2 separate regions of the Homo sapiens genome follow, and region 2 is linked to region 1. A link is an interaction called in ENCODE POLR2A ChIA-PET data of the cell type or tissue named here. Cell type or tissue: GM12878. All regions are shown on one strand.

The links. ChIA-PET counts read pairs that join two places held together with the same protein. Peaks named below come from ENCODE experiments on the same cell type or tissue, not always from the same donor. Only the 100,000 strongest peaks of a DNase experiment are listed, where the experiment ranks them.
Region 2: POLR2A ChIA-PET joins it to region 1 with 6 read pairs; 2 of 35 experiments call an interaction of 5 or more read pairs at or near these places.

The regions. Positions count from the first base shown.
Region 1 is chr6:21,912,736-21,917,735 of GRCh38, reverse strand. The region is part of intron 5 of CASC15 (cancer susceptibility 15); the gene reads right to left. Among named protein-coding and RNA genes, the nearest start is that of NBAT1, 230 kb to the left of the region's middle. RefSeq lists an enhancer at 3,480-3,529. In GM12878, no CTCF peak of the experiment used is centred here; a DNase peak (open chromatin) is centred at 1,938; H3K4me3 peaks cover 589 bases.
Region 2 is chr6:20,957,114-20,962,113 of GRCh38, reverse strand. All of the region lies in intron 10 of CDKAL1 (CDKAL1 threonylcarbamoyladenosine tRNA methylthiotransferase), which reads right to left. Among named protein-coding and RNA genes, the nearest start is that of CDKAL1, 430 kb to the right of the region's middle. In GM12878, no CTCF peak of the experiment used is centred here; no DNase peak of the experiment used is centred here.

The DNA.
Region 1 (5,000 bases):
ACAGAAATTTCAATTTTTTCCCCTCAAATGGAATCAGGCTTTTACACCTTTAGCCAGAAAGCACTTAGCAAAGGTGATTAGCATATTCTCTCTGGACTAGATGGAATCAATATCAAGCCAGGGAGATTAGCTTCATTTGATTTTTAGTGGGAGGTAAATGGCCCCAGGGAAGCATGTCTGAGAGGAGTGGAGGAAGAGTCCTTTCATAAATCAGGGAAGTTAAGAGTTCAGGAAGAACAGAACATAAAAAGTAGCCATTTTTGTTACCTTAATGTAATCCAAACAATGTTTGGACTGAATACAAATATTTGAAAGTTATGTTCATAGAAATAACCAACATTCAGTGAGTTATCATTTTGTTCTAACCACTGTACTTCCTGCTTATAAATAACCCATTTTATAGGCCAAAAAAAAAAAAAAACAGCCTCAGAAAAATTAACAGATCCAGTCTCAAAACAGTTTACCATGGAGTTAGAAAAATATTCACTCATTTATTCCATAAGGCAACTACATCGAATCTGAAATATGAAAATATATATAAATTTCTCCCAGGGAGTTCATAATCTAGTAGAGAAATACGCAGGTAAAACAATTTTCCAAAAGGCATGTTCAGGGCACCATGGCAATGCAGTGACAGCTGAATTAACTGAGGGTCTAGGGCGGGTAATATGAAGGATTTTGCAGAAAGGATGTCCATTTCAACAGGCAGATCAAAGGAGAAAGGAACTCTAGACTGATTACAATGGCTTATGTGAATGCATGAACACATAAGAGAACCTAATCTAGGTCTCTGGGGTCATCTGGCATGGCTAGAGAGAATGAGGATGCATAAGAAGAGGTACTAAAAGGTAATCCTGGGCTGGATAAGTGTGCACAGGTAGGAAATTAGATGTTAAGAATTAATTATTCGGCCAGCGCAGTGGCTCACACCTGTAATCCCAGCACTTTGGGAGGCTGAGGCAGGTGGATCACCTGAGGTTGGGAGTTCAAGACAACCCTGACCAAAATGGAGAAAACCCGTCTCTACTAAAAATACAAAATTAGCCAGGTGTAGTGGCACATGCTTGTAATCTCAGCTACTCGGGAGGCTGAGGCAGGAGAATCACTTGAACTCAGGAGGCAGAGGTTGTGGTGAGCCGAGATCATGCTATTGCACTCCAGCCTGGGCAACAAGAGCGAAACTCCATCGCAAAAAAAAAAAAAAAAAAAAAAAAAAGAATTAATTAATTACTTCTGCAATTGGGTATGTCTTATCTTCCCAACAAGCTATGTCTCCTTGATGGGAAAAAATCTCCCCTTGGATTCTAGCAGAACAGTTTATGCCTAAAATGGTTTAATCTAAACCACTGATTGCTATTACTTCTTTGTCACCATCATCAGAGCTAGCACTTAGACAACGGCTACAGGCATCACTATTAGCTCTTTATGTATAATAACCTATTTAAAGCTTACAAGAGCCCAATGAGGCAAACTGTATTGCCAGCACCATTCTACAGAGGAGCTGAGGCACAGGAATATGCCTAGAACACTCATCTGCTAACTCACACTGTCTGGAATTTATGTCCCAAAACACATACAAAACTGAAGTGCAAGATTATGTTACTAGGAATTTTCTGCCTCCTTAATTGTCAGTTCTCTTCCTCCCATCCCACACACCCCCCATCAACATAAGCAAATGTCATGGACTTGCCAGGAGATGACTAATAAGCTCATCAACACTGCTTCTCAGCCATCACATAGTATCTGCCACTTTCCTCCTCTCCTGCTCGGTCCCATCCAGTGGTATCTGCCAGTGAGAACCAGTGTCAAAAGTGCTAATGGCCAAGATACTGATTTAGCTGCTGAGCTCCCAGTGATGTCACTTCCCAAGGCTGCACAAGCCACTTTCTCTTCTACTGCCAACCCTGTCCCTGATGTAGTTACTGATGCCACTTAACATACTCAATGTGGCACACAGATTTTGGTAAATCAGTCATCTTGAGATTTTGCTTTCACTTTTAACACAGCCCATTCTCCCTAGGTTTCCAACATGATTCTGTTCGACTGGAAAGTAATCCAAGTGATTGGCAGCATGCTTCCCTTGGAATCCTCTTTCTGTCTATTAACACATTTTTCAACTTTGGTTTACATAAACATCCCTCTATTCGATTGTGAGCTCCTTTGGGCAAGCCTTAAAGAGGTACATAAACTTTCATAAACTCAAATTGCTAGTAGGCATTCAGCTTGTTGAATGAATGAGTTGAGTATTAACTTTCTAACTCCACTGTAAGCTCTTTGAGACTGTACAAGCTCCTATTCACTTTTCTGTTTCTCAGTTTCTTGTTTGTAAAATGAAATCATAAGAGCACGAGCTTCAAAGCGTTGCTGCGAAGATCTGTAAAGCAGTTAAAATGGTACATAGCATACAATAAGCATCTAATAAATGTCTGGTACACAGCATACAATAAGCATCTAATAAATGTCACTATCCATATCTATATACTTAACAGCTACTTACTGTTTTGTATAAGATGTGAACAAAAGTTCTCTGAAAAGGAATTTGGAGAAAAGAGACTTTATTTCAGTGAACAGTCTGCAAACTGGAGAAATACGCTTTGGTGTAAAAGGAAGGTGCATTCCAGAGAACAACAAGAGGGTTTGGATTTTACAGCAAATGTTCCCACCCAAGTTTCCAATCGAGTCTGTTAATTCAAAGATCTGAAACTTGTTTAGTTCCTATTGATTGACACAAGTGAGTTCTGTTGATTGGTTGATACAGCTGAGCCCTGATTGGTCAATACAGCTGAGCTTTGATTGGTTGGTTCAGGTGAGTTCTCAACGTCCCAAAGTTAAAAAGATGTGGGGGTTTCCAGGGTTTGGGGGAACTCAGAGTATGTGTGGGGCCTCAAGTCAGCAAATGGCTGCTTGACTCTATGTTAAATCTAAGCCCACTTAGCCACTTGGGATCCATCTTGAAAAATTGGCTTTTTCAGGTTCTCATCTGTTGACAGACATAAGCAATGTCTATTTGTGCTTTAGATATTTCTTATCCAATTCAACTGTCTTCCTATAGAATGAGGACTTTCCCAGAGGTACTTCAGACAATCATGAAAACAAACTGTTGGAGACCAAAACACCAGACCTCCAGACGTGTCCAGACAGATCTGAATTCAAGAGTATGAGTGAGCAAAGATAAGGCCAAAGGCATAAAACCAGGTAAAACCAAAGGCACGTTTTCCACATGAACTTAAAACTATCAACTGAAAAAGAAAAGAAATGCCTATGGCCATGGATCGGCTATGCTTCTGGGTGGCAATACACAGCATACAACTGACCCAAGTGCCATTCCTACCTACCTAATAAATGGCTGTCAAGAATTATGGCAGTGTGCTGCTCTGTATTTTGGTGGACACACCAACATAAATCCAACTAATATCAGACTGTGTGACCTCACCCTTGGACGCGAGCCAGAGGTTTCACTTGAGATCTCGGAAGTTATCAGATCTGGAAAGTGTTTCAGTTGCTTTCTCTTTTAGCCCATTTTAAGCAAAACAAAAGGCAGCACGGACCCAAAGAGGCAAGAAGGTAAAACCAGAAATTGTCTATACTCCATTACCCCAAATTACCTGATGATGAATAAATATTCATTGTTCCGTGGTTTCAATAGAAAGTAAACACCTATTTAAAAAGACCTGATCTTCGTCATGCCTTTAATCTCTTCCTTTTCGCTTATATCAGAGAGAGAATATTCATGCTTCCTGACCGAAAGATATGCTTCTAATACAACCTCAAACAAACCCTGACCCAAACCCTGATTCAGTGTTCTTTTTTTTTTTTTTTTTTTTTTTTTAATTGAGACAGAGTCACTCTGTTGCCCAGGCTGGAGTGCAGTGGCTCGATCTCGGCTCACCAGTCTCTGCCTCCCAGGTTCAAGCGATTCTCCTGCCTCAGCCTCCCACGTAGCTGGGGTTACAGGCATGTGCCACCACACTCGACTAATTTTTGTATTCTTAGTAGAGACAGGGTTTTGCCATGTCAGCCAGGCTGGTCTCAAACTCTTGACCTCAGGTGATCCGTCCACCTCAGCCTCCCAAAATGCAAGGATTACAGGCATGAACCATTGCACCCGGCCACTATATTCTTTTTCTTTCACTCCTTGGTCAGTCCACTATAACCCCTTAACCAGGACTCAGCCCGGTACATACCACTGCACTCCTCCCAGTATACCTTAGTGGAAAAGCTGAAATTGCACTGACGTTAGAGGTGCTGTCCTGATATTTGTTGGCTGAATGATCTCAGATGAATTTCTTCACCTCTCCAGGCCTCAGTTTCTACATCTATAAAAGGAAGCTGATCTCTGCAGCCTCCTTACCACCCAAATTCTCACAGGGTCATTAGCCCATAGGTTTCCAGGTGTGCAGTGAAACACAAAATGCTGAGAAGCCACACCCCACTCTTAGCATATGGATGAAGAAGCTCTGAGGAAGCACATGTGTTGGAGGGTAGGGGAGGCCGTCAGGGTAAAAAATACCAAGACAACTGAATATGGGAGAAAAACACTTCTCTTGTCCCAACTGAAATTGAAAACTGTGAGTGTGCACAAGCACGAAGAATAGCTGTCAGGGAGCCCGGTGCTGTGAAGAAAACCTGAAATCATCCCTCTCTACCAGTACAGAGTATCTTTGTATCCTTGTATCTGCTGCAACTGGAAATGGAGAATTAGGCAGATGGAGTGTTTTTAAGGGATTGGACAATTTATTAGGTGCTATAAAACATAGGCAATCAATAAATAATATTTCAATTGATTTCAACATCATTCCACTGGTTCTCTTTAGGAAATTTCAAGCTGATGCCACAATGTTCCACTCTGCTCTCTGCTGCACATTTAGTGAATTCCCATGTGTCGATACACAAATTTAGAAGCTCAGAACAGCGGAGGCCACCAATATGACCGCATAGCATTGAAGAATTTAATCAGTTAATGTTTCAGGATCTACCCATCAAACATTGACAGCTCACAA
Region 2 (5,000 bases), 960 kb after region 1:
TGAATATAGGAATAGTCCTTAATAAGCACTTGCAATCTAGATTAACCAGTTTGCCCTCTCTGGCGCAGGTTGTAAGTAATGCACTAAAATTCTCATACAATTTTGAGACACGCAAGTCTCTTAAAGGGAGATAAGTTACTTTGAACTATTCATGACAGAGGGAGGACCAGAATAACTTTTTAAAATAAACATTTTAACTTTTATTTTAGGCTCAGGGGTACATGTGCAGGCTTGTTATACATGTAAACTTATGACTTGGGGGTTTGGTGTACAGATTATTTAGTCATCCAGGTACTAAGCGTAGTACTTGATGTTTTTTTTTTGTTTTTCTTTTCTTTTTTTTTTTTGAGACGGAGTCTTGCTCTTTTGCCCAGGCTGGAGTGCGGTGGTGCGATCTCAGCTCACTGCAAGCTCCACCTCCCAGGTTCACGCCATTCTCCTGCCTCAGCCTCCAGAGTAGCTGAGACTACAGGCACCCGCCACCACACCCGGCTAATTTTTTGTATTTTTAGTAGAGATGGGGTTTCACTGTGTTAGCCAGGATGGTCTCGATCTCCTGACCTCGTGATCCACCCGCCTCGGCCTCCCGAAGTGCTGGGATTACAGGCGTGAGCCACTGCGCCCAGCCGATATTTTCTTTTTCTGAACCTCTCCCACCTCCCCCTGATCTCCCTCAAGCAGGCCCCAGTATCTGTTGTTCCCCTCTATCTGTCCACATGTTCTCATTATTTAGCTCCCACTTATAAGTGAGAACATGTGGTATTCGGTTTTCTATTCCTGCGTTAGTTTGCTAAGGATAATGGCCTCTAGTTCCATCTATGTTCCTGCAAAGGACATGATCTTGTTCTTTTTTATGGCTGCACAGTATTCCATGGTGTACACATACCACACTGTCTTTATCCAGTCTACTGTGGATGGGCATTTAAGTTGACTCCATGTCTTTGTGATTGTGCATAGTGCTGCAATGAACATATGCATGCATGTGTCTTAAATACATAAAATCCAGATACTTACTCTTTTCCTTACTGCCCAAGAGCTTTAACATCTTTTCCCTATCAGCCAATTCACGAAACTAAAACCAAGACAAACTGTCTGATTTTAATGTATCCTCTCTAGTGGAGATTTTAAAAAGCAGTGTAAGTTAACAAGCAGGAAGAGGAGAAAGAAGTTAAGAGCCTGGATCATCTACAAATTCGATAATCATACAATAAGCTCATTTGTTCTAGACAGCCCTAAAGATACTATCTATCGCTATAGTATTTTAGCTGGGCAAATAAACATAACGCATCCCTTAGATGAATCCCTAACCATCCAGTACATCTTCACAGAAATGTGACTCATGAGAAACATATATGACAACCGTTCCCAAACTCTTCCAAAACTGGATGCTCAGCAGATATGAAGGTACTTCAGTACATGAGGCATGAAGTCAAGGAACAGTTAATAAACTAAACTTTGAGCTATCACATCATTCAGTAAACATTTATTAGGTGTATGAAGTGTGTGTTATCACAGGCACTGATATACAAAGATGGATAAGACAACATCTCCCTTATGATAACAGTCATGTTGGATTTCTACATAAATAAGTAATCATGATGCACCATTATGAGTGCCCAAAGAGACAGAGACCTGTTGTACAGGGGTACTATGAAGCACAGAACATATGTGGGAAGAGTTTGGGAAGGCTTCCTTGAAGATGCAGTAGAGTAGAAAGCATTTGCGAATTAGAATAGATTAGAAACCAGTTCAGCGGCTAACTGGCTATGCGGTTTAGCCAGTTATCTAACCTTTCGAACCCATGGCTTCTCAATTAACAAAACAAAAATAACAGCCAGGCACAGTGGTGTATGTTTGTAGTCCCAGCTAAGGCAGGAGGATCACTTGAGCCCAGGAGTTCAAGGCTGTAGAGCGCTATGATCACACCTATAAATAGCCACAGCACTCCAGCCTGGGCAACAAAGCAAAACCCCATCTCAAAAAAGTGGGCAAAAGAAAATTGAGGATAATAATATCTATATAGCTAGCCTGTTCTAAGAGGAAAAACAGATCACACATGTAAAGCACTCAGTTTCTTGCAAACAATAAGCACTTGATAAATTGTACTGATTTTATCAGTTAGCAGTGATTTCAGGTGCCTCATTAGCAGCAGCCATTATACCACTATCACTGGTCTCATGTGAACCTTGTTGGGTTCACATGTATTATTTTCAGTCTGAATTAATACTTTAGCTGTAGGCTACCTATCACTAGGAGGACAAAACTAAGCAATGTAGTTTTAAGAGTAATCAAATTCATAAACCGCTTCACTTTCTACAAGGTCAGAGTTCATTAAAGAGGAATATGCAAAGGTTATTACATTAGCAATATCAACAGGAAAGCAAACACAGGGAAAATACATCTTATTTGCCACTACAGGGGCGATATATTAGCCAACACATGTAGTAGCAAATATTAGTATGTCTGATTAACACATTACTACCAACTGTCATCATATGGTAAGTATATCATGAGAAAAAGGTAATGTAAACATTTCAGGAGTATGAAATGGTAAAAAAAAAAAAAGATATAGAGGAGATATCATTAGGGCACTACTCAAGGGACAAATGAATAAGAATGTAATAGAAAAAAATAAGTACCCTGAATGTCCTCAAGGGCTTATTCTTATCCTTTAGGCAATAGGGACTTTAAGGTGACATAAAGCATGTTTATTGTTTTATCTATTGATTCTATTATCATATGCAAGTTTACTACAGCATTGTATAAGCTCATAGGTATATTTCTTCAATTCCAGAGTGTTTTTTTCACAATATATATGTTTGAGATATCTTTTGTCAGCTATATCATAATTCAAATGAATCCTATATTGTTTTTTAAGGGCAGTGATACTAAAAATAAAGTTTGCAGATGTCCCAAACACACACTTCACTACTTGTCTGCCTATGAGTGATAAAGAGTTCTCCTTCCCTTCCTTTTATTCAGTACACATGTATTCAGTATTTGCTATATAAAGTGCCACACACAATGCTAGACTCTTGAAGAAACCTTAAAAGTGATCCTGTGTTAAGTGTAATGTGCATCCTCTATTCCTATGGAGATTGAATAAAATGTATTCTCAATAGATGTATCTTTCCCCGGCATACTTTTAAATAATGATAAAAACTTTGGTGCTTTCCTTTATATAACTTTCCCTTTAAACTGTTTGGTTTTTTTTCTTTTAAGTTGGTAAAAGTTGTTTTTAAAAAATCTGAGAGTCAGGTGAATAAGAAGTGAACAGAATGAAGAGGAAGGAAAACAAACCAGCCAAGTACTCTCTAATTAAAGTCTGTTGTGTGAAGCATCTTCTAAAAACACAAGAAGGCTGTCTTCCCAATAAAATTCTCAAGAAATCCTTGCCCTGAAGGTTTTAAAGCATCAGGGTAGTTATTTCAAGAGTGGATTCCTTCAATCCCTATAGTTTAAAAAATCACCACCTTCATTTGCTGTTATTTTTTTCTGTTTTCATCTTCTGTTTTTTCTTATTGGTGAACTCTGTTCAGTACCCTTGAGATAAGTCAAGTAATTTCTGTAGAGTGGTCTAAGCCTAGTGAGAGGAAAATGGAAATGTACAAGGTATTGCTGTGCACAGGACTGAGGAGCACCAGATTTGGGCTCCCTTCCCTACTGCCCGTTTTGACACTGGGAAGCCATGTAAGCCTTCTGGGGCTCAGTCACCTTTTCTGTTACATACGATGTGTTTGTGGAATCCTGAGTGTTCTGGGCTCTGCCATGCAGAGGAGGATGAGAAGAAACAGCAAGGTGTGAAGGTCTGGTCCAGGAAACAAAGGAAGAGTTTAAAACCTCTTACTTTGAGATGGTGTAGACCTTTGATTCTTGCATATCTTTGTTTCCTTTTGCTCTGTTTCTTTTGGATGGCTTTCTCCCTGGGTGTGGTATCACAGCCTGGATTACCTCCTGCACATAAAGTGCAGAGTAGTGGGTGGCTTTCTGTGGGGAACAATTCTCACCCTTGAAGCTCATTTACTTCATCATCTTTTGCTGCCTCTTCTGGCCAGGGGTTAGGATTTCAAAGTTCAAGACTACAGTGTGGGCTCTATAATTTATTTTATGAAGAAGGCTCTTCCTTTTTTTTTTTTTTTTTTTTTGAGATAATCTTGCTTTGTCACCCAGGCTGGAGTGCAGTGGCACAATCTTGGCTCACTGTAACCTCTGCCTCTTGGGCTCAAGCGATTCTCCTGCCTCAGCCTCCTGAGTAGCTGGGATTACAGGCACCTATCACTCCACCCAGCTAATTTCTGTGTTTTTACTAGAGACGGGGTTTCACCATGTGGGCCAGGCTGGTCTCAAACTCCTGACCTCAAGTGATCCACCTGCCTCGGCCTCCCAAAGGGCTGGGATTACAGGTGTGAGCCACTGAGCCTGGGCAGCTCTTCCTGTATTCATTCTCATATTCACTCATTTATTGAGCCACTACTGGGTGGGATAGATCCACAGACAGATATAACAAGATTGTTGCCTCAAGATGACAATGTAGGAGGAAAGGCCAACATGATACATACTTCAGAGGATTTTAAAAAATATAATGTCATGACCATCAAAACTTGTTATCACTCCAACTACGATCTAGGAACTAAACATCTGGTGTTTTCCAGGCAAAGTATAAAGTTATATTTCAGATCTTTTGTTGATTTTTAGACGCTCCCCAAGTCTGGCACTACTTCAGGTGCTGAGCACTAGGATTTGCTATACACACAGTATTAGCTGCTGCAATCTTGCAATCAATTAAAATGCTGAATTTATTCCAAGGAGTATTTGGTTAGTTACCTCAGAGCCAACACAAGATTTTTCTTCCTTGTGCTTCTTCCTTTTTGAACTTACCTGACTCTATCTCTTGTGGGTCCCTGGATCCCTGATCAGATCTTTTCCAATCCAAAAAAAGTGGCTGTTATCATAAACCTTATATTGATGGGGCCTGTTTCCCTTCCTACCCTCCACACGTC